2 separate regions of the Mus musculus genome follow, and region 2 is linked to region 1. The links are chromatin loops, found by intact Hi-C in ENCODE. Cell type or tissue: left cerebral cortex. All regions are shown on one strand. Links, peaks and the distances in the headings refer to the core of each region. The heading gives the core; the rest is flanking DNA. Region 1 has its middle 29 kb from the start of Mrps33. Region 2 overlaps Braf (Braf transforming gene).

The links. Hi-C counts contacts between places; a loop is a spot of excess contacts. Peaks named below come from ENCODE experiments on the same cell type or tissue, not always from the same donor. Only the 100,000 strongest peaks of a DNase experiment are listed, where the experiment ranks them.
Region 2: a loop joins it to region 1, with 2.2 times the contacts of the local background. A loop is called at or near these places in 3 of 42 quality-filtered maps.

What each region holds. Positions count from the first base shown.
Region 1 is chr6:39,779,609-39,784,995 of GRCm38, reverse strand. No RefSeq gene overlaps it. Among named protein-coding and RNA genes, the nearest start is that of Mrps33, 29 kb to the left of the region's middle. In left cerebral cortex, for the core only: a CTCF peak has its summit at 2,087 (motif pointing right); DNase peaks (open chromatin) are centred at 2,102 and 3,231; H3K4me3 peaks cover 748 bases.
Region 2 is chr6:39,638,113-39,643,499 of GRCm38, reverse strand. It overlaps Braf (Braf transforming gene), which reads left to right. Exons shown (of 22, transcript NM_139294.5): 14 at 283-400; 15 at 2,965-3,049; 16 at 3,734-3,910. It overlaps Gm34389 (a long non-coding RNA gene), which reads right to left. Exons shown (of 2, transcript XR_003956287.1): 2 at 477-3,084. Among named protein-coding and RNA genes, the nearest start is that of Gm34389, 24 kb to the right of the region's middle. In left cerebral cortex, for the core only: no CTCF peak of the experiment used is centred there; a DNase peak (open chromatin) is centred at 2,404.

The DNA.
Region 1 (5,387 bases), core at 208-5,207:
CTTACCTTTACATTTGCATAGCAAAAATTTAGAAAGCTACTAAAGTGCTCCATCTGATAATGTGTAAAGACAAGATTTTTACGTTTTTTTTTTTTCCCAAGCAAAGCGGTGTTTTTTCCCCTCCTTCAATGCCCCCCAGATCCAGGGCTCATTCTGTTGCTGGACTGGTCTTGAGTTCCTGGACTCCAGGCATCCTCTGTCTTCAGCATCGCAAATGCTAGGGCACCACCAGACCACACTTAAAAGAGACACAAAGCCACGTCTGTTCCCTTTTACTAGATAATTGCTTTGATGTTATTGAATTTTATTTAACAAATGTAAATGTTAGTTAACAAATGTAAATGTTATTTAACAAATGTTCAGAGAAACAGGACTATTTGAAAAAAATGTTACAAAATTACTGTATAATCTTTGCCCAGAAACCCCAAAAGATTAAAAAATTCAAGACCTTCTGGCACTGTGCACACGTGTTGGAAGGGTAAGAGGAGGAGGGGAGATGTAATGTACATTGTAAAATTTTTTGAAGGTAAAGAAAAAAATATGTTCTTTGGCCTGTAAATATTTTTCATTCTCTAAACCAACGAAATTCTATAGCCATAATACATGACCATAATGCAATTACCAAATCATCCTGGTTGTCACATTATTGATATTGTTTAAATCCTGTTAGTTAAAGTCATATCTAAGTTTTTTTCAATTGCCACAATAATGACTTGTCGTTGTTTTGTTTATTCAGAGTCTGGCTACATAGCTTAAACTGTCTTGGAATTCACAGTCCTTCAGCCTCAGCCCCATTAAGTCCTGAAATTACAGGTTTACATCACCAGGCCCAGCCAATCATGAGTTTTACAGGAAAGGAAGGCCCAGATGATGAACCGAACTCACTTGTCCTACCTCGATGCCCTCCTTAAACTTAAGCCGCTCCTTCGCTCATGCTCATTCGGCTTTCCTTGTTTTTCATGGGCTCTGCATCTGCCTCCCAAGTGCTGAGATCAAAGGCCTGGCTATGTTATCCTTTAGGAGGGGGCGGGGGGGGGGGGAGAGAGAGGGGGGGAGAAGAGAGAGAGAGAGAGAGAGAGAGAGAGAGAGAGAGAGAGAGAGAGAGAGAGTCTTTCTGATCAGTACAGTCTGGTTCTTCTATAGCAGGCTGCTCACTCGGGAATTATCTAGTGTTTCCTCAGGACTCCAGTCAGTTACCTCGAGTGCAGCCTCTCCAGGCTTCCCACCCAGAAGTCTGCGATGTTCCATTTCAGCGGAATACATTTGGGCCTGGCGCCAGTAGAGGCCAGAAGAGGGAGTCGGATCCCTTGGGAACAGAGTTGCAGACAGTTGTAAACTGGCATGTGGTTGCTGGGGATTGAACCTGGGTCCTCTGTTAGAGTGCTCTTAACCTGCTCTTAACTGCGGAGCCATTTTTCTGTTCCCTGGAGCATTTTTTTAAAAAGATTTATTTATTATTACATATAAGTACACTGTAGTTGTCTTTAGACACACCAGAAGAGGACATCCGATCTCATTATGGATGGTTGTGAGCCACCATGTAGATGCTGGGATTTGAACTCAGGACCTTTGGAAGAGCAGTCAGTGCTCTTAACCGCAGAGCCATCTCTCCAGCACCCACCACCACCACCACCACCAAGCAATTTTTAAAAGGTGGATTGTTTTTTATTCCTCCCCAAATTCCCAAAGATACTGGTGAAAAATGCTGGTCAGTGTCACAAGACTCCAGATTTAAAGATACTGACTTTCCCCCTCCCCTACTTCTCCCTCTTGCTCCAGCCTGGCTCTCTCCAGCCCATAGGTTTTTTGGTTTTTGTTTTTAATTTGTTTCTCATTATAGATAGTTGTGAGCCACAATGTGGTTGCTGGTATTTGAACTCATGACCTCCAGAAGAACGGTCAGTGATCTTAGCCGCTGAGCCATCTCACCAACCCAAAGATACTGATTTTTAATTAGTAGATCTCTAATCTATATATTTAGCGATTTCCTTATTAAGTGTAAATTTCACTTAAAACTTAACCTTTGTTGTCATTTTTGTTTTTTACTTCACTCAGCTTATATATTTTCCTGTAATTAGGGTACTTTCCACCAGGTGGCAGTACTGTCCCAGTCATAGTAATCTGTCCAGCAAAAAAATTTCCCTTACAAAGGGTGTTCCAGAACACGGGGATGGCTCACATCACCTAGCAGGTGAGAAGTCCTAGCTTTGGTCCCCAGAACTCCCAAAAAGAAAAGGACAGTATAGCCAGGCACTCAGGACGCAGGGACAGACAGCTCTGTGTAAGTTCCCAGCTAGTTTGGTCTATGTAGCAAGTTTCAGACCTGCCCAGCCTATATATAGTATTTCTTTTTCTATTTTGAAGTGTACTAATATGTAAGTACATTTCTGAACCGAACTGGATATGATATATATTTCCCAAAATAAAATAAAATAAAATAAAAGCTTGTTCTAATCTTCATGGTTTGGCCAACAGTGTCCAAGGCTCGCTCACCAGCACACAGCTTTTCATCAGCGCCTAGGAGCTACACACCTTAAATTACACCCTGAAATCAAAGCTTAACTGGAGGCCACCCCAGTTAGATCAAGTCTGACTGTTGGCAGGCTTGAAGATGGAGGATGAGGCTACCGTAGGCCAATGTAAACACAGGAGGTCCTGACCACTCTGCTAGTGGCTATCTGGGGGGTAAAGTCTATAGTCCCCTGACCCAGGCTGGAAAAGTGAGAAACTTCCAAGTCACACTGATGCTATCTCCCCCACATTCCTAATCTTCTAGGAATTTCAGGGCTGCCTCGCCTCTACCGCCTTGAAATGTTATCTCGTATGAAAAAAAAAGGAGGCAAGAAATGCTATGTCTGGTAGGCCGCTTGCAACTGCAGACTTTAAAAATCCAAGCTGGAAAACAGCCTTAGAGAAGTAGCTAAAACCCCACGCCGAGGCTGTTGACCAGTCTGGCGTGCCAGCGGCTAAGTATTTTACCCTCGGTCCCTTCAGGTACAAATCAAACCGGAGTTACATAGGACTCTTAACAAACATGCTCTAACAGGCACATGTGTGGACTTGTGAAATCTGTGGTCACTTCCTAAGGCCGGGCTCACAAAGCCAGTTCTTAACAAACATGACTAAGAGTAGTTCCTCTTAGTCATGACGCCTGCGTTTCACATAGGTTCCAGAGCGAGGTTTTGCTGGGAGCTGCTGAACCAGTCATTTAGGCTTCTTCTAAGAGTGGATGATTATGAAGGCATATCATAAGTGGAACTGAAAAGCAAATGAACGCATCGCCAACAAAAATACTTAAATAATTTAAATTGGCCTAAAAAAAAAAAAAACACTCACACACAAACAAAAAACAAAAGCAAAAGCAAAAAAGCAAGCCAGCCCACTGTGTCTGCTTCCCGGCTAGCTGACTCTCGTTCTGTACCCTGGGGCTCACAGTTTCCTCCGAAGGAGCTGTTTCTGGTTATTACAGGAAAGGCATTCATTCCCAGGCAGATCTCCCCTACAGTTTAGCTCCTCTGGCCTCACACCCGATGTGTGTTTACCCAGTGTCTCCCTGTCTCTGTGTGGTTGGTGTGTGTGTTTGGGGGATGGGGAGGGGGAGGGGGCGCGTGCGTCAAAGCCAGGACCTCTACCACTGAGTTACGTACTCAGGCCTCTTGTGCTTTATTGTACTTTAGTTTCTGTTGGTTTCCCTGCAAAAGGAGCGACAGAACCTTTTACAACAAACACCAAGCAGTCATATACCATCAGTCCTTAAATCCACGGATATCTTAGTCTCCTCTAGAAGCTCAGAAAGAAAACCAAGAGGAAGAAAAGGAGCACAGAGAACTAGGGGGTGAAAGGTCATTTGTCCGGGGAGGAGAATTTCCCAGTAACACCCCACCCCCTCCCCCCTGGCTTTCTGTGACCGGCAGCTCATCCTGCTGTCAGCAGACAGCCGCTCAAAGCGCTCCTGCTGAGATTTGCAGTCCAACTGGTTCCTAACAGGCAGCAGTTTTAACGACAAGAATCTTTACCTTTGCCTTCCAGACCCAGGAAGAGATAAGTCTGTGTGGCTGCAGGTTCCCCAGCCAGCTGCCTCTAACTCCCGCACTCCGGAGACTAAGGCAGGAAGATCACCAAGCCACAAGTCCGGCCTGAGCTGCACGCATACAACGCGAGACCCTGTCTATACGATTTCATTTTAAAAACAAAAGTTAAATATACACATACCAAAAAAGAAAGAAAGAAAAGAAAAATAGAAGGCTTTATTGAATCTTATCAAGTGGAGATAATGTTCTGAAGTTAAAAATAGGTTTGTAAAAGGGAGCTGGTGGGCACAGCACTCACTGCCCTTGCAGAGAACCCAGATCCAGTTCCTGTCCAGACGTCGCTCACAAGCATCTGTGACTCAAGTCTGGAGCCCTTTTCTGGCTTCCATGGGTCTAGACACACAAAATGATCGTACACATAAACTTTTTAGATATACAAAAGTAACCAGGCATGGTAGCCCATACTTTTAATCCTAGCTCAGGAGGCAGATCTCTGAATTCAAGGCCAGCCTGATCTAAATAACAAGTTCCAGGGATACACAGAGAAACCCTGTCTCAAAAATGAAAAACAAAAAACAAACACACACACACACACACACATACATATATATGTGTGTGTGTACATATATGTATGTGTATATGTATGTGTGTGTATATACATATGTATATGTGCAAGTTGGACAGTTGGTCCAGCTTGAAAGCACTGGCTGTTCTTCTGAAGGGCATGTTTGATTCCCAGCACCCACGTATTGGCTCACTATCATCTATAACTTCAGTTCCAGGGGATCCAAAGCCCTCATCTGACTTCTATGGGGTTCTAGGCACACATAAACATGCAGGTGAAATATTCCTAGACATAAAAAAATAATTCTTTAAAAACACAAAAAGGAACTGAAGGTATAGTATAGTTCAGTGGTAGAGCATGTTTTTAGTATGCAGAAGACCCTAAGTTCCAACCCCAACACCATTTTTTTAAGTAATTGAAACAAACACAAACAAAAGTCAAACAAACAAAACAGCCAGGCATGGATGGCAGCTCATGGTGGGAAAGCAGGGAGATTATGAGTTCAAGTGTTGCCTGCAGAGCAAAATTTTTGTCTCCAAATAAGGTGGGGGCAGATATGGAGCAAAAGGGCTGTGGCCGCAGTTCAACAGCAGAGTATTGGCCCAGCACACTTGCAAAGCTCTGGGTTAGATCCAAGGAAAAGGAAAAGGAAAAGAGGTGGGGGGTGGGGAGGGAAAAAGGAGAGAGGAAGAGGGGGGAGGGGAGAGAGAGGAAGAAACGAAGGGAGAAAGCTAGAAAGGAAGGAATGGCTTAAGTGCATAAAGATTTAAGTTTCTATCACTAAAAAGATA
Region 2 (5,387 bases), core at 259-5,258, 140 kb after region 1:
CTTCTAACTTCTGAACTATCTCTCCAGCACCAATTATTTCTAATTTTAAGTAATTATTCCATCCTCATATTGGCTCATTTTAAATGTAACTTTATATTTTGAGTCACAAATATAACTATTACTTCCTCAACATGGATATTTTATGTTTTCTTTCTTCTTCTTTTTTTTAGAAGACCTTGCTCTGTTCCTAACTTCCTGTCAGGCAGGTCAATATAGTTAGCATGAAACAAGGTTTTTCTCTTTTGTTTGCCTTGGCTTGACTTTTGTACTCTATTTTTCGAGAAAACACTTGGTAGAAGAGATTCAAGTGATGACTGGGAGATTCCTGATGGACAGATTACAGTGGGACAGAGAATTGGATCTGGGTCATTTGGAACTGTCTACAAGGGAAAGTGGCATGGTATGTATGTAACATGGTGCCATTGGCACAAGTGGGACATGGTATGTATAACACGATGCCATTGGCACAAGTGGGATATATTAAGAAATGTTTATTAAAAAGAAGAAGCAGCAGCCAAAGCTGGGTGTGATAGCACACATCCTTAAACCCAGCACTCAAGAGGCAGAGGCAAGTAGATCTGAGTTCAAGGCCAGCCTGGTTCACAGAGAAAGTTACAGTACAGACAGGGCTACACAGATCTGTCTTGGGAAGGAACAACAGTCATGATGACATACACTCCGATATTCCCCACACTTAGGAGGTATAAGCGTGAGGATTAGGAATTCAAGGACATCCTTAGCTATGGAGAAAGTTCAAGGTCAACTTAAGTAACAAGAGATTGTCTCAAAAACAAATATGAAGTAAAAATATTCACTGTTTACACCATTAAACTGTTTTCATCAAATGCAGGAGTCCTCCAAAGGTTTCTAACAAAAATGGTGGACCATAAAAACTGGCTTCAGAGTAACTAAGATTGCTGTTATACTTTATATTAATGATTCATAAAGATGAAGGTCTTCTAGCTATCAGTCCCAAAGGAAGTTCGTTTTTCTTTTAGAAGTATTCCTTTTGATGATTTTATGGGTATTATAAATCAAAAGTTAACATAAAAAGTGTTCAGCCTCACTAGTTTTCTAAGAATTACAAACTCAGAAGACAGACGTCATGACTTTCTTTGAACATAGATTTTTTTTTTAATTGATCATGTGAAGATTGTGATTATAATCCTGTTTATTTTGTAGAAATATGAAAAGTTGGCGATAGGTACACTGAGCCTAAGCACGTAATTGAACAGCAATGAATAGGTTGATGGTTGGGGAAGTATACTCACTAGCGGTATAATAATAATAGAAAATGAAAATAATGTGAGTACTCACTAGTAGAAGATTCAGTTAGCACATTGACACATCCATATATTGTTATATAAGAATCAAAATTATATAATAGTTACATTGATATGGAAAGGTTTTAATATATTGATTTGTTTGAAACAGCATGTATAATGCCTTTATATAAAGATCTATATAAAATGCATTTAACAGTATAAAAATGCTATCTGAATCTCTCAAGTTTATTATTTCGTATACATTCATAAGTTTTATACTGTATGCATATATAAGCATGTATATATGCATAAATATATATACACACATATATATGTATGGTATATATAAGTTTTAATTCTGAGTGCCATAGTTAGGAGAATTTTTTTTAATGATTTACTCATGATTATGAGTGCTCTATTTGCATGTACACCTACATGACAAAAGATAGCATCAGATCCCATTATAGATGGTTGTGTTCCATCATGTGTTTGCTGTGAATTGAAATCAAGACCTGGAAGAGCAGCCAGTTCTCTTAACTAAGCCATCTCACCATCTCCTATGGAACATTTATGTTTTCCTAAAACATTTAAGTAATAAGCACTGTTAGGTAGTATCCAATAAAATGAATACTATAGAACTTTGGTAGTTAAGAAAAATCAAGATTTATAGTGATTATGTTTAAATGTATTAAAATGTCTACAAGTGTTTAGGTAATTGAAGCTCACCAAGTGAATAAATACATTTGTGATTAATAAATGTAATATTATTAGCCTTCTAGAAGGTCTCCACATGCCTTCTTCATTCACTCACCCTGCAAAGACAACAAACATCCTAACCACAATAGAATATATTGTGTAATCTTTCTCTCAAATATTTTATGGTCCATCAATGTTGTTGGGTATGTTTGTGTTTTATTTGTCCCCTGAATAGCATTCCATTGTGTGAGTGAAATGTGATTCCTTCCATCTATTGGATAATAAGCATTTGGGTACTTCCCACTTTGGTGCAATTCTGAATGATGTTGCTGTGTATATTTTTAGGATATGTCTTTTAAAGAACATATGTGTATTTTTTACTGGCTATATGCCTAGGAGAGAATTTTAAAACTACACCATATGCATACTTGCAATTTTATATATACTCCCATCGGTGCTGCTAAGTAATTATACCAGTTTATATACCCAACAAAAGTGTATAAAACACTAGAAGTATTTAAACTACGATTATAATTTTAATAATTTTTCCAGTCCACATAAGTAAGCCATAACGTTTGGAAAAAAAATTGGCAGGTTTTTACTTTAAGCCAAGTTGCACTGGACCTGTTTTGTTGTCCATGGTTCGAGCACTCACTGACCAGGTAACATTTTAGTCAACATCGGTAACTCATTAGGAGAACTCTCCAAGTACTTAGTTACCTAAGTGTATTCCCAGGGTGAGGAAGTTCACTATATTTTAGCATATATTTTCAAACAATAGTATAGGAATATCATTGTTAGTTGCTTTGTGTGGGATTGAAGGATGTGCGTGCCCCATAGTATGTGTTAAAAAGAAGAAAAGTAGTTTATTACTAGGTAGTTAAATATAATTTATTTACAGTTTAATAGGGATATGAATTTAAAACTGACAATTAGCAAAAAACCCAAGAATAAATATTTCACATTTCACAATTTGAAATCTTGGGTAACAATTTTCTTTCAGGTGATGTGGCAGTGAAAATGTTGAATGTGACAGCACCCACACCTCAACAGCTACAGGCCTTCAAAAATGAAGTAGGAGTGCTCAGGTGAGCGAGTGGCCACAGCTTTCCAGTGCAGTGACCTAAAGAAACAAAGTGTGGCTGCTTAGACTTCACGTTCCCATTGTTGTCCACCGTTTGCTCCTGCATCTAGAAAACTGAATTAATGGAAATAAGAAATGTCTGATTGTGTCTAATAGTAGTTCCTTTTAGGAAAGTAATACTCTAAATGTCCTAAATGTATCAAAACACGTTTAAAATTGTATTTAGTCCTAGGCCCTAGGACATGAGGAACATTGACAAATGAGAGAGAGTAAATCCATGATAAGAAAACTTAGGAAAGATTCTGTGGTTAAAATCTTATGTGAGGGGAGTGTTCAACCAAACTGAGGTTTTAATCCAGAGAAGTGTCTTGTATTCAAGAAGGTACACAGTTACTCTGCTATTGTAAAGAACAGAACGAGGAAGCTAGCTGTGGTGGTTAGAGGAAAATGGGTTTACGTCCACATAGAAAACCTCCTAATAAATTTGGAACAACTTAAACAAATGAAAGCAACCTCAGCTCCTAGCTTCCTCATTCGATATGTTTCTGTATTTCTGAGTGGAGCTGGAGGTTAAACTCAGTAATTAGAGCTCAACCTTGCTGTGTTTCTGGTACTTTTTCCTTGAGCACCGTATTGATTTGACTCTCTTTAAAGAATTGTTACTCATTGTCACGTTTCTTTTTGGCAGGAAAACTCGACATGTGAATATCCTCCTTTTCATGGGCTATTCTACAAAGCCACAACTGGCAATTGTTACACAGTGGTGTGAGGGCTCCAGCTTATATCACCATCTCCACATCATTGAGACCAAATTTGAGATGATCAAACTTATAGATATTGCTCGGCAGACTGCACAGGGCATGGAGTAAGTTCAGTGCTGTTAAATCTTCATATATGGCTTTTGAAACCCACTTAAGGATACACTAAAGGTCCTGATGATAACCTCTTATGGGTTGCAGAGGTACTAACTACTAGATAACACTTACATAATCAAAATTGCTATTTCTCTAGTTCAGCCTTTAACATATATAAGGAAGAAGTAAGGTATTTGATGAGAAGTTTATAATTGCAAATGATGATTAGCACTAAGTGATTTATATAAACAGTGGAAGTACAGAAAAGCAGGAGCCCTCAAAAAAAAAGAAAAAAAAAACCCACTACCACTAAAAAAAAAAAAAAAAGCCATTAAAGTTAATAGGAAATATGTGACTATTATTTTAAATGAATGTCTATATTTTGATCCTTGTTGAGAACTTCAAGTTGTAACAGGTATATCTACTGAATTTTACTTTGTAATTCAAAAGATACGTTATTTTATGATTTATACTGATTAAAATGAACCAGGGGTAGGTGTGGTGGTGTACACCTTTAATCCCAGCACTCAGGAGGCAGGCCGATCTCTGAGTTCTAGATCAGCCAGGACTACATAAATAGACCTTGTCTCAAAAATGCAAAAACAAAGACAAAAAAAAAGAATTGGCTTAGAAAAAACTTGCATAAAACCCTTTAAGTGTAATTGAGCAGTTAAAAGGTAACATTTAGGGCTGCATGTGGTATTTAGTAGCAAATCACTTAAACACCACTCACAAACCCACGGTCAGTCCCCAGCACAAAGCTAAAGGAAGATGCACATTTTAAAGTACTTAGCTGAAACCAGGCTTAGTGATGCATGCCTTTAATCTCAGTATGCAAGAGGCAGAGGCAGAAGGATCTCTGTGAGTTTTAGAACTAAATAAATAGACTGTTTCATAAATAAATAAAGATAAGCACAATAAAATATAAATTTGAAAGTTCTATGAATAGTATAAAAGAATGTCTTAATTCTTCTTTATTAATGAATTATTATGTTATTTAATCTTTAAAATGTTATAAAGTAAGCTGGGCAGTGGTGGCACACGCCTGTAATCCCAGCACTCGGGAAACAGAGGCAGGCAGATTTTTGAGTTCAAGGCCAGCCTGGTCTACAAAGTAAGTTACAGGACAGCTAGGGCTACACAGAGAAACCCTGTCTCAAAAAACAAAATAAAATAATAAATAAATGAATAAAAAGTTATAAAGTAGATATTTTGACTTCCCTTTTACTGGTAAAGCAGCAGTGTAAATAACATTTTAGTGTAAATTTTAGGTCACACTTTTAACAAAGTTGTCTTAAAAACTTTTTTTTGTCATAAATCCTCTTATGCTACCTTTGCATTATCAAACTGGAACAAAAAGATAAAAGTGAATACATGCCCTCACAACTCTTGCCGCAAGATGAGTTACAGGAAGTAAATAAACGTATCACCTTCCTTCCTTCAAAACTAGGCAATAACTCCCAAGCCTTTGTTAAACCAAATGATTTA